4 separate regions of the Mus musculus genome follow, and regions 1, 2 and 3 are each linked to region 4. Evidence: chromatin loops called from intact Hi-C (ENCODE). Cell type or tissue: heart. All regions are shown on one strand. Links, peaks and the distances in the headings refer to the core of each region. The heading gives the core; the rest is flanking DNA.

Region 1 (7,741 bases), core at 1,641-6,640, 87 kb before region 4:
CTTGGGTCGTGTAGCGCCGACCACCGTCCCCACAAATCTGAGGCCTGGGATGCTGTCTGCCTGGGTCCCTCTCTGAGAGGAAGGTTTGAGGCAGGGGAAAGGTCAGAGGTCTCCAACTTGGTTCATTCCAGGAGCAAGTTTGAACACCTGGCGTCCTCTTTGGCTCCCCCTGCTGGCTCTCCAGAGCACAGTGGGTAAACAGATGGCAGAGATCAGGGGATGTGGGGGCCGACCTCACTGCAAGTTTCCAGTCCTCTTGGACTCACCATGATCACCAGACATGTTCTGGGGGAGGGGACTTCCAGCCTAATGCTCACACTGCTCCATAGCTCATCCCCCTAGTGTGCAGGCCTTGGGGAGCTCTGCAGTGAGGGGTCTCAGCCTCGGAGTGGCTGGCCACACACAATGACAGTGCTGTGCATTCCTACCTCCCACATTAACGTCTGGTGACCCGCTAGGATGGACCATTTCTCTGGCTCAGTCATTATTTCTACAAATGGGAATCTCATCTTGTTTTATTTGACTGAGCCAAACCGTGAGTCCTAGAGGCTGGTGAAATGCAGCTGGGATTGCAGTGTGCGGAGGCAGCAGGCAGTGTGTGGGAGGAGGTTGGGAAGGAGGCTGTGGTACGCCCCCGCCCTCTGCCTCCACTCACCAGGTCAAAAGTGTCACTTAACACAGAAGAGGCAGGTGGGCACAGATGTGAACGACTGACTGACTTTCTAACCCTGGCCTGAGGGGACTTCTGTGGGTAGCCTGTGACACTCTGCCTCAGGAGGGAGCTCCCTGGCAGGACAGAGGAGGCCAGCTCGGTGGGGAGAAGCCCGGACCTGCATGCAGATGTGCTCACCCCGAGCAAGCCACCCAGTTCCGCCCGGCGCTCACCTGTACGGCTTAATGATCTTCTGCCCGTATTTCAGGGCTCCCTCCCAGTCCTGCATGTACAGGCAGACGCCCATGGCCTGGTACATCATGTGCAGCATGTACACATTGCTGTCCTCAAACACGGAGCTCATCTTCTCCTGGCTAAGCTCGCAGATCTCCAGCAGCTCACTAGGGGGTGCTGAAGCGTCAAGGAAACAGGCAGCATCCCAGGTGGGGCGGGGCATCCCAGGCAGGGGCGGGGCATCCCAGGCAGGGGCGGGGCATCCCAGGCAGGGGCAGGCTGGGCCATCTCCTCCCCTCCACCCACCCTCCCCTCCCTCCTGGGTAAAGTATTGATGGGGAAAATGAAGTCAAGGGAATCGAAATTCCCTTGAAGAAACAAACTAGGGAAACACAAAGAGAGGCCTTCTTGGCCCTGCGGACGGACCAACGGCGAGGATGGAGTCCTTCATCTTCGCTAAATTCAAATCCTCATCCAGGCTGGGGGCCTGAGCAACCCAGTACCTCACGTGAGGAAGCTGTGCTGGCACAGAAACTTTTTCCAAGTGCAGAGAGCAACCCTAGCCCAGGCTCCCAAGAGGTTTCTTGCATTAGGAAGCAATGTGCCTCAAGGGCCTCAGGGTGCAGGCTGCCACTCTGGCTGTTCAGGAGGCCAAGGAGTTAGGAACTCAAGTTCAAAGCCTGCCTGGGTCGTGGAAGGTGTCCACTATCAGCCTGGACCATGCCTTGAAAACATGACATGTTTCAAAATAAAACCGGAAGGCTTCAGGCAACACCTGAGTTACTGCTCAGCCTATCATCCTCCTGCGTGTTCTCAACGAGCCACTGGGTAAAAAAGAAAAGAAAAGAGGGGTGGGGGGAGGGGTTGAGACACAGCTCAGCGGCGACGCACGTGCTGAGCATGTGCAAGGCCTTAGGTTCAATCCCTAATAATGAGAGAAGACAGAAAGAAAGATGGGGGTGGGGGAAGCAGGGCAAGGAAACAAAAGCTTCATCTTCTGCCCTCTGGGATGCAAATCCTAAGAACACAGTACGGTGGAAGAACACGGATTCTGCTGACCAAACCCTAGTCCTGCCACCACCAAGCGTCCCTGAGACGGGGCCGTGTATCTAAGGAACTCTTTCCTCGTGGGCTTGGTAGCAATGGCCACTAGTCAGTGTGCCGTGGATGGGGGGCTGAGGTGAGCAACGTTCTTAGCACGGTGCCTACCTGTACTAAAACATCAACAACATAGCTCCTCTGAAGGTAGCCTTCCCCCATGTGGCACTCCTGGCCACTTCAGTCTAGTGAGGACAGTCGCTCCTGGCAGAGCCAACACCCTGCTGTGGGCCATCTGTCTTCCCACGAGCACACAGGAGACCATCTTCCTTTCAAAACTTTACTCCTCCCCTCTCCTCTCTCTTCCCAGCGTCCCACCACACCCCGTCAGTGAGACACGGTGCTGTGCCCCTGGCAGGCCACACAGAAAGGTTATATTTGTAGTGTTTGGCCCTCCGGAACTCCTCGATGACATTGCGTGCGTATCTGACCATGTCTCGGATGGCTTCTGCCTGTGGCGGGCTGCTGAGCTTTCGGACTTCCACCTTGGCTTTGTCCTGAGGGGGAATCCACAGTGTGAGACGTCCCCCCCCGTGGGGTGGGGGAGCTGCTCAAATCATCCCTGTATCCCCACAGATGCAGGGGTTCTGGGTCTAGGGGGAACTCCACACTGTCCCCCTTTTTATAAAAACATAAGGTGAGTTTCTGACCAGTCTTCCCTAGGCAGGGTCCCAACTGTGTTTTCTGTGGGTCCATGTCTGTCAGTCAGGACAGACCAGTGAGCAGGGCTGGCCCTGAAAACCGACAGTGTGTGCCGTGTAGAACCTGGTGACAGGTTCAAAAAGCCTGAGCCCGACTCCCAGATGCCTTTCCCCTCCCATCTCTTTGGGAAGCACTTTATGAGCACATGTGTGTACATGTGCATGTGTGTGCCTGCCTGAGTGGAGGCCAGAGGTCAGCTTGCGGTGTCATTCCTCAGGTGCCATCTACCTTGGTTTTGCACACATGCATGAGTGTCAGGGGCATGCCTTGGCAAAACCAAGCAGGGCAGAGGAGGAGAACATGTGCGCTGTTCTCTCACTCACCTGTCACTGAACCTGAAGCTACACTGGTAACCAGTAAACCCCAGACCCCAACAATCTTCTCTCTACACCCACTACATACGCACGCACTCCAGCACTGTGGTTACAGGGACACAGAGTGACATGTGCCCTTTTATATGAGCACTGGAGAGATGCACCCCGCCCCAGCAATCTCCTCACCCCCACCTTGCTTTTTGAGACACACTATCTCAGTGGCCTGGACCCCATAAGCAGGCTCCTATGGCCTCCCCGAGCCCCTCCCTGCCACAGTGCTGGGACTGTGAGTTTACTTCGTCTTATCTGTCTTTTTGGCTGTGGAGACTGAACTCAGGCTCCTGCAGAGACAGCACTTTGCTGAGGCCATCTTCACAGCCCAGGTGACTTTCTGAGAAACGGGAACCCAGCAGGTCTCCCACTGGCACAGCAGGGCCTTGTCTATTTGGCTTCCCTCCGCCTGACTTTGTCACACCACACCGGTTAAAAGGATTGACATACCCGCTGTGTGGGGAGACAGGTCAGGGGAGGCTGGGGAGGGCTCGGAGCAGGGACCCTCTTCTGTCCCATCAGTGAACTGACCTTATCCTTGGTTGTACACTCCCGGCACTCACAGGTAAAGAAATAGGAGTCTCTTAGCCGGTCGTTCCTGTCTTCTGTTGGATATAGCAGGTCGATGTAGCTGGTGAACACCTGGGGGGTGAGAGCCAGAGGTCTGCAATAGGGAACGGCTTTGCCAACCTCTGAAGGATGAGAGAGGCAACAGGCCCAGCAGAGCCACCACTGAGGGTCAGTCACAATGACGGTCACATGGCTCACTCTGGCTGAGAGGCTGTGGAGCTCATCTCCTTGAGGTGACCAGAAGGTCTATATGCTAAGTCCCTACACTGGCAACTAAGAGCAAGAAGGACCCTTCACCTTTCCTCACCAAGGATCAGGCCAAGGCTGGGCATGCGCAGGGGAGAACAGGGCCTCAGACACCCTGATCTGCTCACCCTTCCTCCTGACATCACATGGTTGAGCAAGGGCTGGAGGGTGGGACAGCTCTGAGTGGCTCCGGGGCCGTGCGGCACACACGGCTTCCAGGATGCACAGCAGCAGCTGTGACCCTGCTGGCCATTGGACACAGAAGCAGTCACTCTGGGTCCCTTTGTTCTCTTGGCTTTGCCTTTTACAGAAAGGTCTGGAAGGAAGACCTGCAGCACCAGCCCTTCTGGGTATGCACAACATTTTGACAATGCAGTATGATGCCTTTATGTATATAGCTCATACTTGAGAAGCATACAATCGGGTTTTTTTTTAAAAAAAATTACAAAGACTTCATAATATTTTAAATGCATTTATGAGTTTGTGTTAGAGGGACTTCATAGCTCTCCTTGGACACATGTGGCAGTATCCATCATCTATTCATGGGGGCAGCGATGCCTGCATCCCACACAACCAGGCAGTGTCTGAAAGTCACCAGCGTGGCAGGATCCATGGGCCTGCCAGGCAGTCGGGGACATCAGTACAGGGCTAGGTGCTGTGGTAGTAAGTGACTCCTGACTCAAGAAGCAAGCCTGGGGCATATGTTGGCTCCATCTAATGCCAGGAACCTAGAGGGCAAATAACCCAGGAAGTACCGACTTCCCCAAACTGAAGTTACGTGAACAATCGTGAGCAATCCGTGTCAGCCAAGAAAGAGAAGCACCAGCCAACCCTTCCCTGCAGCACAGGGATCCTTCGACAGGTACACAGTGCAACCAACAAGAGCCTCCAGAAGATGGCGACAAAGGCCACCCCAGCTGCACCACTCAAGGCTCAAACAGCCTGTCCAGGTCATTAGCCTCTCTGGGTAGTCTACCAGCCCTGCCATTTCAGTCTCAGTTTAAAAGAGGCCTCAAGGTCATCTCCACAGACCCGGTCAGGACCCTCAACATCCTGGCTCCACACTGGATCCCCACCTCATGCTGGATTTAGAGATGGGATGGAAGGAGGCTTGAATGTCAGCTGTGAACTGCTAAAAAACCTTCCAGAGAAATCAAAGCTTGCGTCACATAGCACTGGGAATTCTACTTAAAGTTTTAAGTATTCAGACACGTCCTTCAAAACAGCATTGCAGGTTCAAAACTTAACCCAGAAAGCATAGCCACACACAGCAACAGACAGAGAAGTGGTTCAGGGAACAGGTGGTAAAGAATGTGGCTCTCTCTACCTCCCCTACATCAGGGAAGGAAGCTGATGGAGCCTCCTGCCTGACAGTGCCTCTGCTTCCTCATCTGGGCAGGGAATGGGAAGACAGGCCTCGTGGACTGTGCCTCTTTAGCTCCTGCCAGGCTGTTTGTTACAGTGCGGTGGTGGTTGACACTGACTGGCCGTGACACCGACTGTCAGCTGGACAGGCCTGTATCACAGAGCGAGACCATTCCCAGACTTGCTGCTTCTGTTGGGCATTTTATCACCACAACGAAAACAGTAACGAAGCAGGCAGCAATGTTTCAGAGCTTTGTGGGGTGTTATGGGACAGGAAGGAACTCACTAGCCGATTGTCTGATAACAGGGATACCCAGAGTGTAAAAGCTGAGATGAGAACTTCACTGCAGGAGGCTAGAGAGAGAGCGCCGAAGTTAAGAGCATTTGTTCTTGCAGAGGTCCCCAGTTTAATTCCCAGCACCCACCTGGTGCTGTAACCCCAGAGGTGTGCATATACACGCATGCAAAGTAAAACAATGAATTTGAAAAAAAAAGAATTTAATTCAAATGTATTTCTTGCTTCTATCTGGCCAAAGGAAATGACAAGCACCCATGTATCTGGCAAGGAACATCAAGCCAGGTCCCAAATCTGGGAGGTAACCCAGGAAGGGTCCCAAAACCAGACAGTTTAGCTGTACTCTCACCTCGTCTCCTGGGTGGATCTCCTGTACAGCTCTGACTTCTGCCAGGGTCCCTTTGTAGGTCACAATGACATTCGGGCAGCAGCTGTGATTCATCAATGCAACACTGCCAATCAAAAGTGAAAACTCAAGTTGCCTGAATGCCGTGGGCTGGCTGTTGAAGTGACTTACTGCTTACCCGTTTGATGAGTAAGAGGAGCTGAGCCTGTGTAAGACGGTTAAACGTCTACAGACAGCCAGCTCAGACTGTCCGGCGAGCATGTTCACCGAGCATTTAGAATAATACCTAGCCTTTTCGTTTTGTTTTGTTTTTTTAAGACAGGGTCACCAGTAGCCCTGACTGGTCTAAGAATTCACTATAGATTCACTCCAAAACCTTGAAGGCTTGATCCTCCAATGTGTCACCACACCCAATTTATGCGGTTCTGGGGCCCAGACCCAGGGGTCTATACATGGTAGGTGAGCGTTTTACCCTAGCGAGCCACATCCTCAGCTCCAATGGCTGGCATGGCACTCTTTTCACTATACTCAAATGCGAAATCTGATCTCTAGCTATAAACGAATAACAACTATCCGAAGTATTCCGTCTGGACAGACAGACTCACAGACAATGCTCCCACGTACACACAGATGCAAGACAAAGGGGCTGTCCTTTTGTCTAAGTGGATCATTTCTCAAACGTTCCCTTCAGATGTTGAGAAATGGCATCTGCTTGGGGGAGGATGGGCTGTGATCCTCCCACCCCCTAGGGCCCCAGAGGCCCCTCAACCTCCAAATCTGGGAAATTGGGACATGGCCGCTCCTGCTGCTGTCTGCTTTTTAGGGACAGTGACAGGAGAGACTCGCCTAGGTGAGATGCTTTGAGCTTTCTGATTATTTCAAGGTCAAAGTTCTGAGAACAGAAATTTCTCAACTACAGGGGAAAGTGCTTGATCTCACAGATGCTGCCTTTGAAATCACGCATTGATGTGGTTCCAGTCCCAAAGGATTTTTCCCCAATTAAAAATGCCCAGAAACCTGGGCTTATGCTCTCGTGGGCACGCCTGTCCGTGTCACCACTGGGAGGACTGGCACTGCCTGGCCCATGAGAGACTAGAACCCTTCTCTTACTTACCCCAGGATTCAAAACAAAAAACAAAACAACAACAACAACAAAAAAACCCAAATGGGTCTCAGGACCACTGAAGGTTTCTGCCCCATTGTGGTGTGTCTCGGAGAGAAGCGACCGTCCTCTATCCTGCCTGCTAGAGAGCTGAGCAGAGCGGGCGATGAGCTTCACACCTGGCACGAACGGGTAGCCGGCTCCTGTTCTTATTCTTGTGGGGGGACGTCTCTACCTGATACTACAGCCTACTTAGGTTCCCACAGGGACGCTTAGGGCATCAGGTGCCGGGATGTCTGCTCGGCAAAGCTCCCAAAGGCGCAGGTTAAAAGCAACGAATAACAGGTTTCTAGAACCTTCTTGGAAAAGTGCTAGGCTGTCTCTCTAAACAGAGGTGGTGGGGATGGCAGTAAAACAAACAGGCAGGCAGCTCAGGATCCACAGTTGTCATTTTTGGCTGCCATGGGACATGGTGAGGTCTCTAATTCAGACATCCTCAGACATTCATAAACAGCCCACAGTGCAGAATTCAATGGCTGCCTGGGCTGTCTTCGCAGAGCCCATGCCTGTCCTTTTCTCTGTTCTCTTCCCAAAAGTCTATGAGAATCTCTGCCAAGAGACCTCACCTTGGCCTAAGGGCCAACACCGCTACCTTTTCTCTCTCTGGAGAAAGCTGCCCAAGCCAAGATCTGCTCACTCAGGTCCCCTTCTCCTGACTTCCCTGATGCCTGCAGCCCAGCAGCAGACACAAACACCCAGCACTAGC
Region 2 (7,741 bases), core at 1,072-6,071, 300 kb before region 4:
TCATTTGAAAGAACAAGTAAATGCTACTAGTTGATTTTGGCAACCAAGGAATCTTGATTACCATTTATGCTCATACGAAAGCACATGAACAACCCACACTGATAAAATATTCCCACCAGGCCACCATTGATTCAAAGGTGACTATCTGACTACCTCCAACACCTTATTAGGCAATTAACCAACTCACAGCCTTGAAGAACTGAAGAACATAAGACAACCCTAACTGTGGAGCAAGAGCTCACACTCAGTATTACATTCCAAGCCCATAAACAAGACTAACTCCAAGAGTCCGTCCTTGCGAATCAAGAAGTGAATGGTGGAAAAAGTATAAAAACGCAGCTGTGAGGGAAAATACAGTGGCCTCACGCTCACAAAGCATGCCTGCTCCAGTGTCCCCAGGCACAGTGAGTAGTTCTTCCTTCCAAACTGCAAAGTCAACAGGCCTTTCTCATAAAACGTCCTCCATGAAGCCAGCCACCTTACCTCTTGAAGCTCCTTTTCTTTCTCCTTAATCCTCTGTTCCAGAGAACGTTTAGCACTCTCTGCGTTCTGTCGGTGACAACTCAACTCCTCAGTCAAAGTTTTCAGCTTTTGTTCCAAGGTAGTACACTGATAACAGATAAAAATGTTCCATACAAAACTAGTTACTCAGAGAATGAAGCCAAATTTTGCCTTTTAAGAAATTTTAGTCCAGGCCAGCATGGTGATCCATACTTTGAAACCCACACAGCACTAGGGAGGCAGAGGTAGGCAGATCTCTGAGTTCAAGGTCAGTAGGGTCTACATAGTGAGTTCTAGGCCAGCAAGGGCTACATACTGAGAACCTGTCTCAAAAATAAAATAAAATAAAATAAAAATAAATTGTAATCCCTTAAGTCTGCTTCATGTTTCCCATGTTTTGGTCTTTTTATTTCACTTAAAGTCAGGTTCACATTCATTACCCAGATCCTAAGGTTACTATGATTCTATAAACACATATGAAATTTATACGGAGGAAATATCAGCAAGGATGTTAAACATCAGCACATCTTTAAAACATTTCACAATGTGTGCATGGGAAAGGCAGACAGCAGTATTAGAACACACCAACACCGCTGCACGGCAAGCAGATCACGGGGCCTGAGAGCTCAGTACAAGGCTGACAGTCTGACTCTAGTCCCCAGAACCTACATGAAGAGCAGCATGAGATGGTTTGCATCTGTAAATCCAGCATTGCCATGGCAAGATGAAGGATGCAGACATGAGTCTTGTTCCAGCTAGGCTGAGGACTTACTCCTGCAAGTTGTCCTCTGACCTCCTTCACATAGAACATCTATAAACAAGCAAGGCAGTGATACTGGCCTAGTGATTTAGGAGCTAAAAAATAACTAGGGCAAGATCCTTACTGTCCTATGAAAGTGTTGCAATCATCTTAGAGACAGATAGACAGACAGGTCCTCCCACAACCCCCAAGTCAAGGTCTCACTATGCAGCCCTGGCTGGCTTGGAACTTGCAACACTGACAGGGTAGCCTCAAGCTCAGGGATCTGCCAGCCTCTCCTGGCACTGGGATTAAAGGAGGTACCACCATGCCCACCTCATAAAGAATCTCTCTGAAAACTTAAATAGTAAAGAAACCGCTTTTCCCATAATACTCATTATGCCATTACATTTCTAGAGGCTCACAGAACCCCAGAAAATCACAGCTGTTTTCTAATTACGTTCTCACAAGCAACAGAAAGAATATGCTGTTGCTTTCTTATATATACAGTTATCTGCCAATTTTAAAATTACATGAAAACTTAGGGTATTTTCCTAAAATTAAACAAAATTGTCTTAATCAGCCAAGGGTTGAGATTCGTTGCATTCCTTGAAGCCACCCCTTTAAGTTCAAATCCTTACAATGGCTGATCCCCAAAATATAGCATTCAAGTAGTAATAAGAAAGCTCTATAGGGCTGGAGAGGTGCTCAGAGGTTATGTGCACTGGCTGCGCTTCCAGAGGACTACAAATTCCCAGCACCCACATGGCAGCTCACAACTGTCTCTAACTCCAGGTCCAGGCAATCTGACAGCCACATACAGACATGCCTCCAAGCAAAACAGCAATGCACATAAATAATCGAAAAAACAGAAAGCTTATATTAATGGGAAAGAGTTCTCCACTCTGTGAGATGCCTCAATTTAGTAAGCCTCCCCACTAATATTTTCTCTGAAATTCTACCAATACATCCATGTTTGAGTGTGTGTGTCCATGGATTTACAAATATGTAGAAAAGAGTGCATGAGCCGGCGCCATGGAGACCAGAGTCAACATCACGCTCTCCATCTCAATGGTTCTCCATCTTAGGTTTTCAGGCGCAGTCTCTCAAGGATACTGGACAAGTTCACCAATTCTGCTGGACAGCCTAGACCGCCAGCAGCAGGGCTCCTTCTGCCTTTGTCCCCACCCTACTTCCCCTCCAGCGGTAGGACTACAGACACATGCAACCATTACCAGCTATGTTGAATTACTATGTGTACATATGTGATGGGAGCGCGCAACACAAGCAAACAGGTCAGAGAACAGCTTCTGGGAGGGAGTCAGTTCTCTCCTACAAGGGCTCCAAGGACTAAACTCAGGCTGTCAGTTTCTGTAGCAGCTACTTTTACCCACTGAGTCAATTCACAAATCCCATTTATGCATGCAAGTAATTTAAGCATGAGTGTTGGGGACAGATTAAACTACTGTCCTCAGGCTTGTGTGATAAGCACTTTACTGAGGAAGCCATCTGTTCAGCTACCCAGAGTCTAATTTAACACTATTATGAGTATTATATTGGAAATCTGAGAATTGAAGAAAACACTATGCAATATTTTGCTGGAAGACAAATGTCAGTTATTAACTAAGCAAAGATGAACGAACAGTACCAAACTGGTCAATGGTGACGAAATGATTTTGGAAATAGCAGAGCTTTAAGATGATAAAAGTGAACTTTACATAGTGGCACATTTCAGCATTCAAGACGGAGACAGGAAATCATCAGTTTGAGGCCAGCCTGAGTTATCCAAAGGAACAGTTTCTCAACAGAAACAACTGAAAGTTTCACGTGTGTGCATGCGTGTACTCTATCATGCAGATGGGTTCCCAGCTTTTTATTTAGGGGCTGGGGCTCCACTCAGGTCCACAGCAAGCACTTTACCAACTGAACCATTTCCCTAGCCTCAGAAAAGATTACATGCTTAAGCCAACAGATCAAATTCACCTTCTGCCTCAGACATTAAGATACCTTCATTGTTACAATAAGCTTTAAGTTTTTAAATTCCCAAGGAATAGTACTACATGATTTATAAGAAAAAATATAAATTTAACAAATAGTGACTGAGAATCTACTTTGCTCTGCATATGGAAATGGATAGACAACTCAAAATCACTGGCCATAAGGACAGACTGGCATTTTGATGATTGACAATCTCATAAATAAATAAATAAATAAATAAATAAAATAAAATAAAAAGCACCAAAGTAAATGGACCCTTGGTGCCCTCTACTGGTACTCCCTCAAAATGCAACACATCCCTAAGGGACTTCAATCCTTTCTTTATAGACAGGGTACATTAAAACAGAACTTTGAAGGTATTTATACTTCATTCAAAAATATTTTGATTGCCACTGTGGTACCAGTTATGCACAGTCCATGTGTAAGTAACTGGCCACTAGATGTCATGTATGCTCCATAATGCTCTAAGACAATGGTTCCTTCCTAATGCTGAGACTCTTTAATACAGTTCTCATGTTGTGGTGACCCGCCCCACTAACCATAAAGTTCTTCTCATTGCTGCTTTATAACTGTAATTTTGCTACTTTTTTGAACCATAATGTAAGTATATGCTATACAGGATATCTAATATACAACCCCTTTGAAAGTGTCATCTGCATAAAGTTGATAAACAATGCTCAAAATTGTAAGCTCCAGTTCTTGCAACTGTGTATTTATGACCCTGAGCACTCCCTCGCAGCCTCAAAGGAAAGCTTGAAAATTGTTAGAAAAGACCCAAACTACACGCAAGCATTCAATCACTTGAGAGCACAGAGTATATTACCTCCATTTTTTTTTTGAAATAAGCAATTCTAATGGCACACAACATAATGCAATGTCAGCAAAACACTTAAAGTCTCATGAGGCATAAAAGAAAATGAAAATGAATTTTCAGTTGGTGAGATTTGAAACCGACTCGGGGAAAAAAAAGACATCCAAAAGACACAGAAATAAAAGCAAATCTTAAGGACCTGGAGGAATAGTAATGAGATGAAGGTCAGAGTCAAGTTCTAAGCACTGTCCAAGTAAAAACTCTAACAATAATCTAAGAGACCTCACCAAAAATGACAGGTAGGACAAAAAAGATCCTTTCTCACCAAAACAAAACTAATGTTAGTTCTTGTTATAGAGACAGAGATGTAACCTAAAATTAGCTGAGTTGACTATAAACTCAATAATAAGCTGTAATAACAGCAGTTAATATTATAAATTCACAGTGGCCCAGCAAAACCTTTACCTCAATCTTTACATCTCAACTTCACTTTGAAAAAAGATAGACTAGGGATATTCTCATCTATTCTGCACAGCAACAAATTCCAAGTCAGAACATTACTTGGAGATAAACTGTGACTAGAAGGAAGGAAGGAGACTAACTAAAGAGTTCGCTGGGAGAAAACAAAACAAAACAAGCAAACACAACTCAACCCAGAAACAGCCTTCAGGAGTGGAGAGGAGTCAAATCATCTTCAAATAAAGGAGACTAGGGCCTTCTGGCCAGCACACACCCTGAAACAGTCCAACAGGAAGCACTGTAAGCAGAAACGTAACAATCGCAGAACTAACACTTACACTCAGAACCCTGGAAAGGGAGCAAACACAAGAAAGCAACAATAACCTCTGACATTTTTAAACATCTGACAACTGGCTTAAAAAATATAATACAGTCAATCTAGCTCTAAGTTTATGTCAGAAAACACTTGAACTATTATACATGGGGAGGGTAAGAGCAAGGGAGACAAGTGTTAACATAACTTGTTAAAAGCTGGCAAAATGAACATACCAATCACCTATGAATCCTAGGAAATGTTTATGTAATCCATGGAAAGGTAAGAAACAAAGCAATAAAAAGCAGAAACAGAAAACAAAACAAAAATGGCAGGCTTAAGTCATGACCAATAGTTACATTAAATGTAAATGAGCTAAATTCACCAACAGTAAAGAACTAAAAAAAAAAAACATGACCTAACTGTATGCAAAGCATACATCAAAGTAGAATGAAAACAGAAAAAGACAAATACAGAAATTTGACAACTCTGATTAAAAACAGAAAACATCAGGAGACAAATGATTTTGTTAATTATTTTTAAAAAAAGGGAGGACTGGAGAGACAGCTCAGAGGTTGAGAGCACTGATTGCTCTTTCAGAGGTCCTGAGTTTAATTTCCAGCAACCACATAGTGGCTCATGACCATCTGTGGTGGGATCTGATGCCCTCTTCTGGTGTGTCTGAGGACAGCTGCAGAACTCATATACATAAAATATTCTTTTAAAAACTGAATGTAAAACATTAAATTTCCATGAAAGCCATCTCCAGGTTTGGGTGACTTCACTAGCAAACTCTACTGCATCCAAGAAGAAAATCAACCAATGGCACTTTCTTCCAGAAAGCAGAGCAGCGCCGTCCCCAGCTCACTTTATGAAGCTGACATTACCCTGTAACAAGTATCATCCAAAGATGTCAGAAAGAAGAAATGCCAAAGAGTAAATACCTCTCACCAAAGTCAGATACCTAAATCCTTACCAAGTTATTGGCAAATAAAATTCACATCTAAATAAAAAGTTACATACCATACATAGTCACGTGGGACTCTTTCCAAACAAATAAGGTTCCTTCAAATATCTGAAACCCAATCAGTGTAGTCTGCCACATTAATAAGCTAGAACATCATATAACTAAATGTGAATCTTCAGTTACCTTAAAGCAAAATTCTAACTGGGGAAGAACAAGGAACTTGGCCATGGAAAGCAAAGAGACACAGGTCTACTGAAGCACTTTTCACATAATACTCAGAAATGTTATTTATGAAAAGAAAACAAATCCTTAAGAACACCTCAGACATGGTTTTTAAGAGTTCTCTGTAATTCTAATAGCCAATAGAAAGAACCCTATGCCTAGGATATAAATAGTGACATTAAGAGGACTGTGAGGAAGATGCCAGAAGCAATGGCAAGAAAACACAAAGATTGGAGGGTAAGTGGGTATTCCAAACAGAATGATAAGATAAGCCACTGGGCCAGAGACTGGCTCCAGAAAGCCCCAGACCCATCATAGCTGGTTCTGGAAGGTAATTCACTTCTCCACGATAGTAGTGGATTAAAAAAAATTTATTATTTATTATACTACTATTTTCTGATTTTATCTCACTATTATTATATTCTACTTCCAATAATTTTTATTGATCTACATATCTCCAGGTCTTGAACAATGCAGAACAGACAGCAGCACTCAATAAATAACTTGGTGAATGAAAACAGTGACAGTGAAAACCAGAGAACCAGAGGTAGGCGGGGTTAAATACGACCTCACTCAAAACCTTCAGAAAGGTCTATGGCTGCACGCACCTGCTGAGCCCCAGGGGTGATCATCTAACGCCACCCTGTCCTGGGATGAATGCTTCTACTCTTCCTTAGCCCTCCTGCGCCATCAGTGCTGTCACTGTTCACTGTGACTCAAGGTCACTTCAGCTGCACAGCACAGGCAAGACAGGTCCTGTTACTACCCAACCACTCAGCCTACTAGTTCACCCGCACCAGCAGCACCCAGCATGTGCTTGCAAAGGCCTTTACTAAGAATTACTTTATGAACTTAGATATAAAAACCCAGCACTTTCTCAGTCATTCCTGAAAAGTCAAGTACCTTGGCTGCGGCCTGGTCATACTGTGCTGTGCTTCTCACTACTTCATCTCTGGTTTTATTCAAAATTCTCTCCTTTTCAATCAATTCCACTTTCGTCTTCTCCAGCTGTAGCTGTAAGTCTTGACATTTATTCACTTGGCTTCTCATTTCCTTTTCTTGCCCTTGCAGGCGTAGTTCTAACTCAGTCATCTTGCTTTTTAGGTCTTAAAGCACAAAAGAAAACCACATTCCAATTTAGATGGATAGATAGACATATATTTACAAAATGTTCACAACTTATTTATTTTACATACTCTGAAATCTTCAGTGAGATAACTCTAATTTACATTACGTACAGAAACTAACTGAATGTAACTTGAGCAGTCAGCAACTCCACCGACATATATATTTAAATACTCCAGAGAAAGAAGAGAAATACAAATGTCTTACTCGCGTCTTCACGGAGGAGCACAGGAGGGAAATGCTTTACAAGCATTTACTGTCTACGGCAGTGTGTGCTTCTCACAGGGTATGTCCTCTGTAAAGCCGTCCCTGAACTTTACACTCTGGGCAGTAAGGTTTGCTTTATGTCCTTGCATATCAATCCAACCCTGTGCTGAGCAGTGAACGCTCACTCCCTACAGTACCTAAGAGCTCTGTCTCCACTGAAGAGCAACAGTGTAAACCTCTACTACTGCCAAAATTAACAATGAGGTCCCTCCCTGTTCCTGCACACAGTGCTGGTTCCAATGACATTGGCAGTGCAGCGGCTCTCACCAGCACATACTGATGATGATTCTCCATGTATCACAGCACTGGAAATTACCATGGCCACAGAGCAGATTCCAA
Region 3 (7,741 bases), core at 989-5,988, 950 kb before region 4:
AGCTTTCAGAAAGAGGGGATGGAAGTATCGTAAGTACAAGAGGTGTTGGATAGCATCAGAGAAACAGGGTTTTCCAAACACAATAGGACAATTGAACACGGCAATCGTGACAGAATGCACAAGACCCGTGTAAGCCCCAGTCAGACAAAATCCCAGCGTAGAATGGAAAAGATGAGCAAACCCCCCACGATTAACCAGAGCCTGATAAGATGCTTGTAGGATCAGAAGAGTCAATTTTCTCTAATGACGTAAGTTCTTGTGGGCCAATCACATACCACGGCTGGTCTCACTCCTGAGATTAGCTGAGCAACAGAAACTGGCCTTGTTGGATGTTTTGGGGAGAAGAAATATCAAAGTGGTGTGGGATGGGAGGAAAAGGCTGATGATGGGAAGAGCTGAGGAAGAGGAGGGAAACAAATATGTCACATAAAACTCATAAAATGCATCAGAATAAAGCTATTAAAAATTAAACAAACAAAAAAGAAAGGTATACAAACCCTGCATGTCGTGACCATTGTTGTGAGATCCACAATCCCTCAGCTCTCAGAGCCTCCTGGAGGTTGACCTCTGCTGATCCCTGAGGCCGAGCCTTCCTTCAAGACCAACGCTAATCTTCAATATATAAAATTCTATCTAAATAAATTTGAAAGCTACCCAGTATTCACTGTCTCTGTTTTCTTCTGGTCTTCTTACCTGACTGACTCTGTCTTTCTCTGCACTCTGTGTCCTCCCAGACTTTCCTGACTCGCCACTGTGAACTTGCCACACACACTTCCTTTGTGTGTTAAATGCTCGAGGGGCACACACCTCTGCCATAAACATTCCGCACTCCCGTGATCCTTATCCCTCTGGGAAAGCGCAAGCGTCCCTCAGCATCTGTCCCTGGGTTGTTAGTCCTTTGCGTGTACACCTGTTTACAAAGCACCATGAATGGACCAGGTGGACCGTGTTGGGCAAAGTCACGGTAAAGATAAAGTCTTGAGCCTGTGAATGTACAACTTGGTGATGAAGGCAGACAGAAAAAACTAACCATTAGCAAATTACAGAAAAATAAATGTCAATTGTATAATGTAATTTTAAAACTACAGGGTGTAGGTGAAGCCCTGATCAAATGTATTGCTATGTCAAGGGGGACGTGCCTCGGACCCGTGAGCATGGCCATTTCAAGAGATAAGCACCTAAGACCCATGAGCAAGGACATGTCATAAGACAGGTGCCTCAGACCCATGAGCAAGGACATGTCAAGGGACAGGTGCCTCAGACCTGTGAACATGGCTATGTCAAAGGACGGGTGCCTCAGACTCATGGAGTGGCAGAGCCTTCCTCAGGGGTGAGTATGAGTGTTGATAGTGTATGCAGAAAATCTCCACCACAGCTTTCTCACCTCAGATGTTACAGCCTGAAGACTGCTCCCCTATAGAGACAGCTCCTACCCAGATTAGACAAGCCTGCCTCCTTGTTTAGCATTTATAATAGCTCCAGCTTCCTGTTCCATTGCATACAATAAAGCAGGAAGTGTGGCTTCTCCATCAGAAAGCCCAAACCACTTGATCCCAACTTCTCTATGTCTGTGATTTCTTCATTCTCTTGTAGCCGTATTGTCAGGATTCTGGGAGCCAGGCCATGCAAAGCCATGGCAAAAAAAACCATAATTATAAGGTGCTCTCAGCAGCTTATAATTTTTGACACAACTGCTCAGTCACACAAGTTCTTCCATGCATCCATCCCAGCTGCATGCAGTCTCAGGAGGCGCTAGAGTATGGAAGTGTTGACTGAATGGAAGAATCCATTTATGCAGCTTCTGGGATCTTACATGCGTTCTCGAGACCGGCCAGGAAGAACGCAACAAACCGGAATCTTCTGCGGCAAAAGCTTTATTGCTTACATCTTTAGGAGCCAGAGAGCAAGAGAGCAAGAGCAAGAGCTCTATTGCTTACATCTTTAGGAGCCAGAGCGCAAGAGAGCAAGAGCGCAAGAGAGAGAGCAAGAGCTCTATTGCTTACATCTTTAGGAGCCAGAGCGCAAGAGAGCAAGAGAGCAAGAGAGAGAATGGCAAAACCCCGTCCCTTTTAAGGAGAATTATCCTCCGCCTAGGACGTGTCACTCCCTGATTGGCTGCAGCCCATTGGCTGAGTTGTCGTCACGGGGAAGGCAGAGCACATGGGGTAGAGAACTACCCTTGGCACATGCGCAGATTATTTGTTTACCACTTAGAACACAGGATGTCAGCGCCATCTTGTAACGGCGAATGTGAGGGCGGCTCCCAACACTGGGAGACTGTGACCCCTGCTTGGGTGGGACTCTTTGGTGATGCACCTGTTTTAGAATCATTTTAGAAAGCAACCTTTCACACATGTTCCTGTATGTAAGCAAAAATAAAAATGTCATGGGTTCACCAAGCTGGACTTATATAAATAATTTCCTTGTTCTCTCATGGGTCCCTACCTTGGGTGAATAGAAGGCACTGATAGAGAATAGGATGACTAAGTTACAGGGTCAAGGAACAGGGTGGTATTTTCAGACACTAACAAAGCTACATGCATGACCAGCAACAACACATTATTGGGAGATGATCCATGGGAAGTTGCCCAGTGTTGGTTAAAAGAGCAAAAGTGAGGGAAAGCAAGAATCGCCAATGAGAACAGAGGACAGAAACTCGATGTCAACAGAGGAAGGCTAGGGTATGGCACCTAAGAGGTGAGCTATGAGGACATCTGGCCCCATGAGTTCTTCAGATATAACCTTAAGGTAAAGAGCTGAAATAAAACGATTCCCTGAGAGGAAAATTAGACCAAACCCCCCAGAGAGGGAGAGGAAAATCAGACCAAGCCCCCCTGAGAGGAAAAGTGAGAGCATGGAACCAGGCGGCAGATGGAGAGACCACACCCAACCGTAAGACAATGCCAGAGTCTGATCGACTGTTCATGCAGGCTGCTCAGTCTTCATGGGCCTGTGACATCATCAAACTATCCAGGTGCACACAAGTACACATGCAAGGAAGAGAGCCATGCCCAGAGTATTAGTGTCCTCTGAGATTAAGACATACCAAATACTTAACAGATATACATCTTGCTTTTACCTGGAGAAACTGCTTCTTTGGGAAGCAGGCCATACCTGAGAATAAATTTTTGGAAGCCTGAAAACTGAGCGCAAAAAGAAAGTATAACTTTTAGTGAATAGGACACTATTTACTTAGTGAATATAAAACAGCCACATTTTTAGAAAACATGATCGTCTAAGTGAATTCCTTAGCTTGGCCACTAGATGGCAACATTCTTTCAAAATTGTTTTATATCTACCTTTAACTTATTATATTGGATTTTTAATTACCACAGAGGGGCAGAGTTTGATGGCATTTTCACTCCTTCCCTCACCCCTGCACCATCTCCCATGCCTGTGCCATGTGTGCCCCACCCATCCCAGGCCCCTCCCTTTTGCTATTTCATCACAAGGGTCCCTTTCCCTTTTTCTAGCTTAGATGCTAGGATCCACATACGAGAAAGAATATGCAGTTTTTGTCTCTCTGAGCCCAAGTTGGCTCATGAATATACTTTTCAAACCTCATGGAATAAAACTAGCAAGGATTACCACCCCCTCCCAACATACGCATGCACAAATACATAAGAACTTGGAGATTGTCAATGCATTTTTGAATGAACACTGGGTGAGTCATTGAAGAAATTAAAGAGACCAATTAAACATTCTTAGAATCAAGTGGGAATGAGGTCACTGCCTACCAGAAACTCTGGGACACAGCCAAGGCAGTCAAGAACAAAGTTTGTAACTATAACCACTTTTCTCAAATATTAGAGAGCTCAAATGTAAATAAACCAATGAGCTCAAATAAGTACCCCAAAGCTCCAGAAAAAAAAAATGAAGCCAAACCCAAGCCAACAGTAGACATCAATCATGATTTAGACCAAACAAAACAGAAAGAGAAAGTAGAGCTTCTAGACCAACCAAATGAGAAGTTGGATTTTGGAAAGATTAAAAGAATTTCGGATTGCCAACTCCCTAGCTGAGAGGGGGCAGGCAGAGAGAGAGAGAGAGAGAGAGAGAGAGAGAGAGAGAGAGAGAAATAGAGAATAGATGATTGATAGAAAGATAAATGGATAGATGGATGATAGATAGATAGATAGATAGATAGATAGATAGATAGATAGATATAGGTATAGATTGATTGATAGACAGTCAGATAGATATGATAGATGAATGGATGGATGGATGGATGGATGGATGGATGGATGGATGGATGGTGTGATAGTCCATATAACAGTGAGCCCCAACAGGCTCATAGGCTTGAAGGCTTGGTCACCAGGGAGTGGTACTATTTGAAAGGATTAGGGGCTGTGACTTTGTTGGAGGAAGCCTGTTGCTGGTGGTGGGCTCTGAGGTTTCCAATAGCTCATTCTGAGCCTCGTGGCTACTTCTCTTCCTGATGCCCGTGAATCTAGAAGTAGAACTCTCAACTACTGCTTCAGCACTGCGCTGTCTGCACACTGCTGTGCTCCTGACATGATGAAAATGGACTAAACAACCTCCTTTTAGAAGAGTTGTCATGGTCATGGTATCTTTTCAGAGCAACAGAACACTAAGCAGACAGACCAGAGAGAGAAAAGAACCCATATAAATAAAATAGTACACAGAGGGAAGCTGTTATATAGATTTCATTGAGATCCAGAACATCATTTGTAATGCTTTCAGAATATAATCAACATACTGGACAAAATCTAGAAGTTATAAAGGTTTAAATGCTTATGACTACCAAATGTAAAGTTATAAGACATGAACAATTTAAAAAGACTTGAGACAATCCACAGAACAAAATAGGAGTTAAATTTTTCTTAACAAAGAAAGGCTCAGGGATGGCTGTTCACGGGTAAGTTCTACCAGAGTGAAAAGGAAGATGTAATGCCAGCATTTTGTAAACTGATCCACAAAAGAGAAAGGCACAGGACATTAGCAAACTTCTTACAAAGTCAGGACTGCCCTGATTTCAAAATCAGATAAAGTCATACAAAGGCATACAAACACACACACACACACACACACACACACACACACACACACACTTGACCGACTTCTCTAACAAATATAGAAAAATTCTCAAACAAATAAAGAAAAATCCTCAATAAAATACTTGCAAACTAAATTGGAGAACACATGAAAGACAAATGCTATGAACAAGTTGGTTTCATTTGTAGCTGCCAGGGGCCATGGTTTCCTGGGTTCCTGAAAGGAAAGCTGGGGATGGATGGGAAGGATGGCGAGAGAAATAACGAGCCAAGACAAAGTTCTCTGATCAAGGCTCAATGTTTTAATTCTAGGGTCTGAATTTAAAGGGGGGAGACCCATCCATCCCACATTATGCCAGGAACTCCTCAGGAAAATGAGCCCAGGCTGCTCAGCAGGTGGTGGCTTCTTGCAGGAAGCTGCAGATGTGGCAGACAATAGACTTTACCTAGGTCGGAAGACTCCACTCTAGGTGAGCTAGCAACTGTGGCAAACAAGATCTGAGCCTGTCTGCTCAGTGCTGGGGGAGGGCACATGCATCCTAGGAAAGCAAAGTTGTCCAATATATACAATTCAGTAAATAAATCAGAAATCACAGGATCATGCCTATAGTTGTAGAAAAAGCATTTGAGAAAGTTCAACATACCTCGATGATCGAAGACTCAAATAAACTGGGATTATATGGAATTTACCTCCACATAATAAAGGCTAAATATGACAAACCTACAGCCAAGATTATATGATGTGAGAAAAACAGAAAGCATTTTACATAACATCTGGAACGATGACCCAACACCACCTGCCCTGCTCGTACTCTATTTAGCACTCCGTCTTCAAGAAAATAAGGCAAGAAAAATATAAAAATTAGAAAGGAAGCAGTCTCAATACCACTATTTGCTGACATCATGAGTGCTTATTTAAAGACTACACAGATCCCATCAGAAAAATGTAAATCTAATAAAGACTTTCCATGAAGTTGCAGGACACAAAATCAACAGACAAATTATTGCCTCTCTATGCACCTGTGCCTACTTCTTGAGTTTGCCTTTTAACACATCTCTCTTTTCCCAGTGGAATAAAATTCAGAATACATTTTACGCTGGAGAATAAAAATATAACATTATGTTATTTACACTGCAATGATATGATGTATGCTTTTGAAAGTCAAATTGCTATTGTCTAAAAATGACATGTCATGGTTGAAAAGAGCCAGTTTCTTTCCTAGTAATGAGATATTTTGAAGACACATAGAAGAAAAATGGAAATTAAATACAGATATAACAGATCCAAGAAGTGAGTGGCCTGCCCAACATATCACACAGAATCACTTTCCAATTTCTAAAACTTTCTTAGCCTGGACCTTGAATTTTGCCGAGATCCCCTTTCTCAGTGGTACCCACTGGGTCATTCACTCATTGTCCCTTGCTCTCAGAACAGACCCAGCTGCCTCCGACGATCTCTGCATTTCCTGAGGGTGCCGTTACACTGTCAAATGACTGGTTACATTTGTCTGCCTCCCAAACTTGTGGATCACAGGAAGTAGGCCTGCAACCTGACATCGTGGCTGTCACAGGGAGGCAAAGATTAAGCTTGCTCAAATACATGTAAGAACCAGTACCTAACAGACCATAACATTGCTTGACCCACAAGTCATCCAAAAGAAACTATCGTCTTCGTCTTCATGCTTTCCGCTGCTCTCTGGTGGCCTCCACACTTACTTGCACAGACATGGGGTGATGGTGTGTCTCAGTAGTAGAGCATTTACCTAGTATGTGTGAGCTGCTGGCCTCATCATGGAAAAGGAGAAGGAGCGATGGTGGTAAGAGCCAGAGGACCCGGATGTTTCCTGGGAGGGTCTTTTATCTGTGAATCAACATTTATGATTATGAATCACTTTCTAGAACCACACCGTGGCGCTCTTCCCTCACTCAAGAGTTTAAATGTCAAGCTCTCTCAGTAAGGGCAGTGCTGGGATAGAGGTAAGGGCCATGCTGGGCTAGAGGAGTTCGCCGTGTTTTCTTACACAGCAGCTCATTCATTTACAGTTGCGTAAACAGGACCATAATAGTTATCAATAGCCACAAAGAGAATTATCCCCTTGGCAATGTTAACACCGGATTCAGAAAACAGCAGCCCTGACTTTATTCCTGGGAGAATGTGAACAGTCAAATGTTTGAGCAAAGAGACTTGGGAATGAAAACACCAGCTCAGGAAGCTTCTGGAAAGATACACACCATCCTCCACCGTCTCGGGAATGCCAGCCAACCAGCGGGCTTGGTTTCCCAAGGTAGACTCCCCTATTCTAGACATCAGAGGAAACAGGGAGACACAGGCTAGGAACGGAACTTCAGGGAGACACAGGCTAGGAACGGAACTTCAGGGAGACACAGGCTAGGAACGGAACCCAACACACAATATTTACCAAGGACCTATTATATGCTAACGGCTGGAATCGATTTCATTCAAATGCAAGACAGACAAGTCTCTGGAGCTGGTCACAGCAGTTCAATCCTGTCACACCCCTTCCAGTGAATCATCTTGAAGAGTGTCATGTAAGGTGAACAGTCTCTGTGACTGGAGAGATGGCTCAGTGGCTAAGAGTGCTTGCTGTTCTTGCAAAGCAAGACAAAACCAAAACAAATCAAAACTACCCTCTCCCCCACCACCACCAAAAAAAAAAAAAAAAAAAAAGTTTAGTTCCTAGCACCTAGTTTAGGTGGCTCACACT
Region 4 (7,741 bases), core at 1,152-6,151:
TACCAGTTTGCATGGAAAGTGTAGACTTTCCTTTTGCTCTTCTGATCTCAATCCATGCAGCATGATAGACTCAGTAAAGCTCACCAGCAGCACAGTGCATTGCCTTATTTCACTGGTGTTGCCTTTCTAGAAGACACTGAGCATTCAAGGAGGGAATTCTCCGGAGGGCAGAGAGGGATCGGGAGGGTCTTGTTACATCCCACGCCTGGTCCAGTGCCTGGTGCATAGTTGATACTCAATAAATTTTGCTCGGTAAAGGAAAGCAAATAGCAAATGTCATTTAATAACTTCCCAAGTTCTCAAAAACGTTTCTTTCAGTGTTGGAGGCTGTCATAGCTGGCATTCAGCGAAGGCTTTGCACTCCCTGTGAGTTTAGTTAGCACCCACAGTCATCCCGTAGTCTTCTTTATAAAATCAAGTGTGAAGGTTAGACTTTTCTCTACAAACAGACAAGCATGCTTGCTGGCTCGGTCCCCGCACCGTAGGTCAGTGTCAGGCTTCTTGGTGAGTGCCCCGGGAAGGGTAGAGTTAGTTCCTTATGGTTTGACCTTTCAGGACTCATCGTATTACACTGTTACAGCCCAAACACAGAGCAGTTCTCAGACAGGCAAGGAGCCCCTGGCTTCTCTGGTTCCCATAAGCCTATCTTCTTTCAAAGTTCTTTTTTTTTTTAAGCACAAATAAATTACTGCTCGTTGAATCTAAAGTGTCCTCCAAAGGCCTCATCCTTAGCATAGTGTTTCTGGAGGACAGTGTAACCCTTAAGAGGTGGACCCTAGTGCACAAATCACTGTGGGAGCCCTTGAAGGGGACTGAGGGGCTCAGTCCCTTCCCATCTTTATTTTCTGGCCGCTCTGGGTCGAGCAGCTTGCTCCATCACATGGGGCCTCTAGGTTCAGGCTTATCAGAGGCCTGTAAGCAAGGGGACTAACTGACCCTGGACTGGAACCTACAAAACTGTGAGCCTGCTAAATGTGGTAACATACACCTGTAGTCCTATCCCTGGGGAGCTGAGACAGCAGGGTTGCTACAAGTTCAAGGCCTGCTTGAGCTATATAGTGAGTTCTGAAGAGTAAGGAGTGGCCTTGGAGTTTAGGGTAAGACCTTGTCTCAAATAAATAAGCAAAATAAAATAAAACCTAACAAAACCCCAAACCAACCAACCAACCAACCAACCAACCAACCAACCAACCAACCAAAGAGAAATAGCAATAGCAACCAAACAACAAAAACCAAAACTGAGTGTGCTGATTATTTTCGTAATATCGACACGAGGTAGGTTACCAGAAGAGGGAACCTTAGCTGAGGGGTTATCTGTGGACCAGTCTGTGGAGCATTTTCTTTATTGATGATTGATGTGGAATGGCCCAGCCCACTGTGGGCGGTGTCACCCCTAGGCAGTAGTTCTGGGTTGTATAAGAAAGCAAGCTGGGCAAGCCAAGGAGAATACACCTGTAAGCAGCGCTCCATGACTTCCTCCCCTGCTTCTGCTTGAGTTCCTGCCCTGACTTCTGTTAGTGACAGTCTGTGATGGAGACTCAAAATCAAATTAACCCTTTCCTTTTCAGATTGCTTTTGGTCATGGTGTTCATCACAGCAGAAGAAACCAAACTATGGCAGAAATTGTTACTAACAGCCAGGCTATTGCTGTGTCAGACCTGACCATTTTGTCTGGGGGAGGATTGTGAGACTGTTTGGAACTTGGGCTGGAAAAGCTATTGAGCACTCAAAGCTTAACGGGCTGCTCTGTGGGAGCTTGGGTGATAAGAGAGAGTTGAGAGAAGTGCAGATGAAGGAGGCTTGACTTATGAATTTTCAGAGTTAGCGAGTCCCTTAAAACCTCTTTCTGGGCCACTCATGTGATACTATGATTTAAGAATCTATGGTTTCTAGTTAGCACTGGCTGCAATTTGGCCCAATATAGAGTCATTTGGGAAGAGGGAAGAATTGCATGCATCAGATTGGCCTGTGGGTGTGTCTGTGGAACATTTTCTTGATTGCTTATTGATGTAGAAGCACCAGTCCCACTGTGGATGGGACCATTCTTATGCTGGTGGGCTGGAGCTGTAAGAAATGTGACAATGTGAGCCAGTAGGTCTGTCTTAAGGACCAGGCCTGATTTCAAAACAGGCCACAAGGCACCAGCTTCAGGAATAGACCATAAGTTCCAGAAACTAAGTCATAAGATACCAGCTCTAGGAACATATCATAAAGCTCCCTCCCATAAAGAACAGCCTGGGAAAAACCACAGAAAAATGGGGAATATCTTATCTCAGAACGGGCTGTCTTTAACCCTATTTCATCACATGGTTGAATGTTCATGACGTAGGAACGCAGACCACTGACCACCTGTGACGCCCTAGCACCCACCAATGAAATCTTAGATTACCCAATCCTTCTAGAGAGTTCTCCCTGTTGCCTATAAAAAGCCCTGTGTACCTTTGTCTGGGGTTGCCATTTTAGAGAATGGTTGACCCCCCACATTCTTGTTGCTTCTGCAGAATAAGTGCTCTTTGTTTTTGCATACTATATGGGTTTGGGGTCTCCTTCAGTGCTTTTCAGATCCTTACACAAGTAAGCAGAGTTGTCCCACGGTTTCTGCTACAGTTCTTGCCTCCAGGTTCCTGCCTGAATTTCCCCAAAGAAGGGTGGTGACCTGGAAGCACAAAATGCAAAGCCTTGTCCTTCCTAAGTCACTTTTGATCATGTTTATTAAAGTAACAGAAAACTGATCAAAACAGGGAAAGCTCTCCAGGTGCCTAAGGTCTGAGCAGGAGTTATGCTTAATTCCCCTTCCAAGGGACAGTTATCCAGGATTTCCTTGTCTAAAGTCAGCAGAGACCGACCTCTCTGTTCGCTGCTACATCCTTTGCTGTATCGTCACCTGTGCAGCTTCTGCTGAGACGCTGGTGACCAGGCTGGGGAGGTCTGCTTAGAGGCAGCAGGAGGTAATAGCTTGGTGGAGGACAGGGAGGGTGCCTTGTCTCCTGTAATATGGAATGGGTGACAGAGAATTTCAAGCAGTGACGGTCTCTACCTAGAAACAGACTTTCAGGATGACCAGTGGCTTTAACCGAGCAGTACTGATCGATCAAGGCAAAGGCATTTTCTACTTGCACTTGAGAACAGCAGGCTGGAGGGGCGGGGCAACGACTGTGGATCCCTCCTTCTTTAGTCACCCTCTGCCATCTGCTGGCCACAGCCGGAAGTGCTCCTGAATCACTAAGTGGTCCTGGTGGGGAGTTTTGTTATTTTTTCTGAGTTTACGGGAGTTTACAGGAGTGGGCCACCATGCCAAGCTCAGGGAGGTCGTCTTATTACTGTATATTTTCGGAGCTCAAAATGTGACTTCTGAGAAAAACTGTGTCATAATTCACCAGATTCCATAATTTATTTCCCTCGAAATCACAGTTCTGAGGAGACTTGAACATCTGAGCGATCGGCTTGACATTTTTATTCCTTTGCTGGTGAGGTAATATTTGAACTCTGAACACCATGTTCAAACTCTGACATCTTAATTCTAGTTTAGCAGTTGTGTGCATGTGTGTGTGCATGTGTGTGTGTGTGTGCATATGTACGTGCACATGTGGCAGTTGGAGAAGATCTCTCCGGAGATGGTTTCCTCTTTTTACCATGTGGAACTGAACTTGAGTTGTCAGGGTTTATGTCATGTGACTTTACATGCTGAGCCATCACACAGGTCCTCTATAATTTCTTTATGATGTTGGCCAGGAAATGTCACCTGTTGGTCCTCCGTCTCCTCGTCTGTGGCAACAGACCTTGTGGGAGATGCTAGATCTTGCTTCTCTAATGGGTTTGACTCATGACAAGAGCTTACATGTGCACAGCCTATAACAGCTCGCACCCCACCTGCTCTCAGTCAACCCTGTGCGCCATGCTCTTGATGTACCTAAGAGTTTAGGCAAACCTTAGAATATAGAGCACAGAGCCTTCTGAGAATCACTTATGCATATATGCCTGGCCATGCTGTCTGTGCCACATTTCAACGCCACAGTTGATTCAAACAATGTCAGCCCACTCTCTCAAATCTTTCTTATTCCTTCCTGCTAGAGTGATCCATATTCCTTGTGACCACCTACAATACACTATCTAGAGTGTGACTGTTCACCTCTATCTGGGAACATGGGCCTGAATTGCCTGGGTCCTTAAGGGTCAGGACCAGTCTATTGTATTGTCGTGTCTCATGCTAGGTTATTTGGCATCTACTCAATAAACACTTGTTGAAAGGATCCATCTCATTGGATTCTCCAGGAATCCTGGATCAGGTGGAGCAGATGTGAACTGTGGTCATTCTGTAGAGGAGCCATAGAGACTGGACTTAGATGTCAGGGGTAGAATTGAGAGTGGGATTCAAGGCTGGGGAAGATAAATATACATGCAGGCGTGTGAAGAAATAACTGAGAGAACAAGGCTCACCTTGAACCCACACACCAACGCCAATTCCTGGTACCTGCAGAGTCTAGAAGAGGGAGTCAGATCCTTTGAAACTAGAGTTATAGATGATTGTGAGCCCCCATTTTGGTGCTGAGAATCCAACCTGGGTCCTCTGGAAGAGCAGCCATCACTCTAGCCCAGGCTCCACCACTGAGCTACAACCCATCCCTTCTAAACCATTCTTAAACTCCTTATGTGATAAACAGAACTGGTGGTGGTGATCTTGGTGATGTCAGCGACAGAGATGATACTAAGTGTGGTTTATTGGGCACTCAAAGTGTGACAAAGTCATGCATTTCTTTATTCTCAGCGACCTCTGAGGCAGGTGCTTTGTCAAGTCACTGCCTAAAACCACCTCTGGGCAATGGTGGTCATGGGGTTTAGACCCAGATCTTTCTGACCACAGGAGCTGAGTTACAGTGATAAGATCTGCCTGTGGAACCAAACGGAGAAGATTGAATAGAATTTGGCTGGGCTGCTTCCCCTGCCGGTCCCACTGTGAGCTGACTTGAGAAGGTGTTATTTGTTACAGAACATTATTTCATCAGTAGTTCCAGTGCTCCAAAGCAGACCATCAGTCCCTCAAGGTGGGCAACTTTCATGATCCATGCTTCGCATGCATTTTTTTTTTTTTGCCCTTATAATAGTTCTGAAAGGAATACGTGATTACCCTCGTTTTTCAGATGAGGGAACAAAGGCGTAGGGTGAGCGACTTGCTGCCGGTGCATGGCTTGCAGTGGGCGCTGAAAGGCTTCTGTCTGTCTCTGACACACCCTCTTTGCTCAGACCTTTTCAGGTCACAGATGACCTGGCCCCATGCCTCAGAGTTTCTGTTTCCCTTGTTTTGCCTCCCCAGATCTCTCTTCTAGCTTGCTTGATGAAAATCACAGAAGTCTCATAAAATGACAGTCAGGGCTGGGCTGACTGGTCTAATCTGGTTCTCCATCTGCTCTCTTTTACTAGGGCAGCTATAGAAAACCAGCAGTGGATGTCAGAGGCAACGGAAGGAAGCCAGGGTCTGTCCGTGGAGGTGGCTGGACACCATCCTCTACCGCCTCTGTCTCATCCCCTCTCTTCCTTATGGCTGACAGAGATGGGAGAGCCAGGAAGAACATAATTTATTTTTCTAGAAAAAGAAAAAGATTTCCCTTGGGAAATCTGCAGCTCTGTGAGCCAGAGGAGGCTCTGGCCCTTCCCTCACTGTGTCTACGTCGGGAATGAGTTGTCTCAGAGCTGCTCAAGAAGCTGGATTCTGAGTCCTCACCAGGCCTAGTGGTTTGTGCAGGACTCAAGCTCATTCTCCTGGGTCTTGGTAATTATGCATCTGGACCAGCTTGTAGACCAACTCGCAGCATCCCGTATCGCATATTCATGACGAGTCGTGTTTCATACGATGCTGAGTGGTCTGGAGTTTCCGAAAACAAAGTAGATGGAATGCATGCTTCTGTAACACACAGGAACCATGAAATAGGATTGGCAGAGGGCACCTCTCAGCATTAAAGTAACAGAAGAGCTGTGGAAGTGTTTCAGAGCAGGGTGCCTTCTGCTCCTGGGATCAGGGAGACCTTTGCTCTGGGCTTATTGGGGGAGGGAACTTGGGAACCAAGGATCCTTGCTAATCTCCTTGAATCTACACATGTGGAGTGTCTCAACACGACTCTACTTAGAAATAGCTAGGGTTCACTGTGCACGTGTGCATGCATGCATGCATGCATGTGTGAATATGTGCATGCATATGTGCTGTGTGTGTGTGTGTGTGTTCGTGCCTGTGTGGATGCACACATCCGCATGCAAAAAGGCCAGCAGTTAACCTCAGGTGTCTTCCTCAGCTGCTTCCCACCTTGTAGGTTTGTTTGTTTGTTTTGAGAGAGGGTCTCTCGCTGAACCTGGTTCTTCTCACAAGCCCTCTCGATCTGGTCATTACCATCCAAGCTATGCTGGGATTATAGGCATATGCCACCAGGCCTGGCTTTGTCATTATGGGTCCTGGGGATCAAACTCATGTCCTCATGCTTGCACGGCAAACATTTTCCTGACTGAGCCGTGCTCCAGTTCACCGGAAGGGTTCGTTTGCACTGGGTGTTCAGCAAAGTCAGGAGAAGGATGAGCCAGACCGGGAACAGTGACATGTCCCTATCTGTGGTAGGCTACATGGAGTTCTTATGAGAGATTGTTCAAACGATGACAAATCTCATTCATGGGAGGGACCTCCGTGCATCTCTTTAGATGGAAAGTGCTGTCTCCTTGGACCTCCATGTGTCTCTTTAGATAGAGCGTTCTGTCTCCTTGGCTGTTTTGCATACACCTTTCTTTCTGTTTCCATGCTCTACCTTCTGATATCTCTGGAGGGAAAACTGCTCTCTGGTGAATAGAGATCAACAGTGAGTTTGAAGAGATTGGCAAGGGAAGATAGATAAATGTCTCTGTTCTCCTCAGGCCCTGAGGACAGCCAGGGACAGAAGAGCCAAACAGGGGCCAAGCAGGTTAGAGGTCACCTGGTACAACCCCACCTCACAGGGGTGACGTTACACTTGGTACAGTGACCTTCTGACAGCAGGTCTCTTCACAGCAAGACTGATGTTCTTCCAGGAAGGAAAAATGCCAGTGTGTTGAGCATGCCCCTTGGGATAGAGGAGACAGCCCTGGTGTTGAGCCTGTGTTGAGTGGCACCGTAGTCCTGGATCTCTTCACCCTGTGTTCCAAACTAAGGGAGAGAGGGATTCGTTGGCTTCTCCAGTGAGGCTTCTCAGTAGGACCAGGGAAGCAGCTTGATATTGAAGAGATAAAAAGGTGGGAGAGCCTGTGCCCACATGGTGCCTAATAGCTATTTCAAAACCCAGTGTTGTCAGACAACCGGCTGTTTCCACATACACAGATGCCTGTCCATAGGAAGATCTGCAACTACCTGAGTGTGGGTGCCCACTTCCACCTCATGGTTCTGGAGAAATGGGCTTGTTCTACTGAGTTCATGCCTGAGTGGCAACGAGTGATCTAAAGCCAAGACCAAGGTACTCAAGTTTATCTCTCCCTCCCCGGCATGCCCATCCCAAGCTTCCTAAAACACGCAGGGAGGGTCCGGCCCAGGGGTGTCACCAGCAGTTCCTCCGCACATGAGCTCAGCTCATTCTGATCGTGCTGACTTGGTTCTAGGAAATAAAAGCCGAAGTGACAAAGGACAAGGTGCTATGAGAAAGGTGACCTCTTCTGCTTGAACTTAGAAACACACACACACACACACACACACACACACACACACACACACCCAAGCATGGAACCTTAGCAGGTA

What was found. Peaks named below come from ENCODE experiments on the same cell type or tissue, not always from the same donor. Only the 100,000 strongest peaks of a DNase experiment are listed, where the experiment ranks them.
Region 1: it touches region 4 in a loop (9-fold over the local background); 36 of 42 quality-filtered maps call a loop at or near these places.
Region 2: it touches region 4 in a loop (3-fold over the local background); 5 of 42 quality-filtered maps call a loop at or near these places.
Region 3: it touches region 4 in a loop (2.6-fold over the local background); 6 of 42 quality-filtered maps call a loop at or near these places.

What each region holds. Positions count from the first base shown.
Region 1 is chr1:189,882,939-189,890,679 of GRCm38, forward strand. Smyd2 (SET and MYND domain containing 2) reads right to left here. Exons shown (of 12, transcript NM_026796.2): 7 at 5,877-5,979; 8 at 3,583-3,693; 9 at 2,361-2,481; 10 at 886-1,060. Among named protein-coding and RNA genes, the nearest start is that of Smyd2, 35 kb to the right of the region's middle. In heart, for the core only: a CTCF peak has its summit at 4,766 (motif pointing right); a DNase peak (open chromatin) is centred at 4,823; H3K27ac peaks cover 2,759 bases.
Region 2 is chr1:189,672,026-189,679,766 of GRCm38, forward strand. Cenpf (centromere protein F) reads right to left here. Exons shown (of 18, transcript NM_001081363.2): 7 at 6,914-7,116; 8 at 484-609. Among named protein-coding and RNA genes, the nearest start is that of Cenpf, 12 kb to the right of the region's middle. In heart, for the core only: a CTCF peak has its summit at 3,556 (motif pointing left); no DNase peak of the experiment used is centred there.
Region 3 is chr1:189,020,185-189,027,925 of GRCm38, forward strand. No RefSeq gene overlaps it. Among named protein-coding and RNA genes, the nearest start is that of Gm36561, 11 kb to the right of the region's middle. In heart, for the core only: a CTCF peak has its summit at 3,255 (motif pointing right); no DNase peak of the experiment used is centred there.
Region 4 is chr1:189,970,050-189,977,790 of GRCm38, forward strand. No RefSeq gene overlaps it. Among named protein-coding and RNA genes, the nearest start is that of Smyd2, 52 kb to the left of the region's middle. In heart, for the core only: a CTCF peak has its summit at 3,193 (motif pointing left); a DNase peak (open chromatin) is centred at 3,172; H3K4me3 peaks cover 379 bases; H3K27ac peaks cover 288 bases; H3K27me3 peaks cover 771 bases.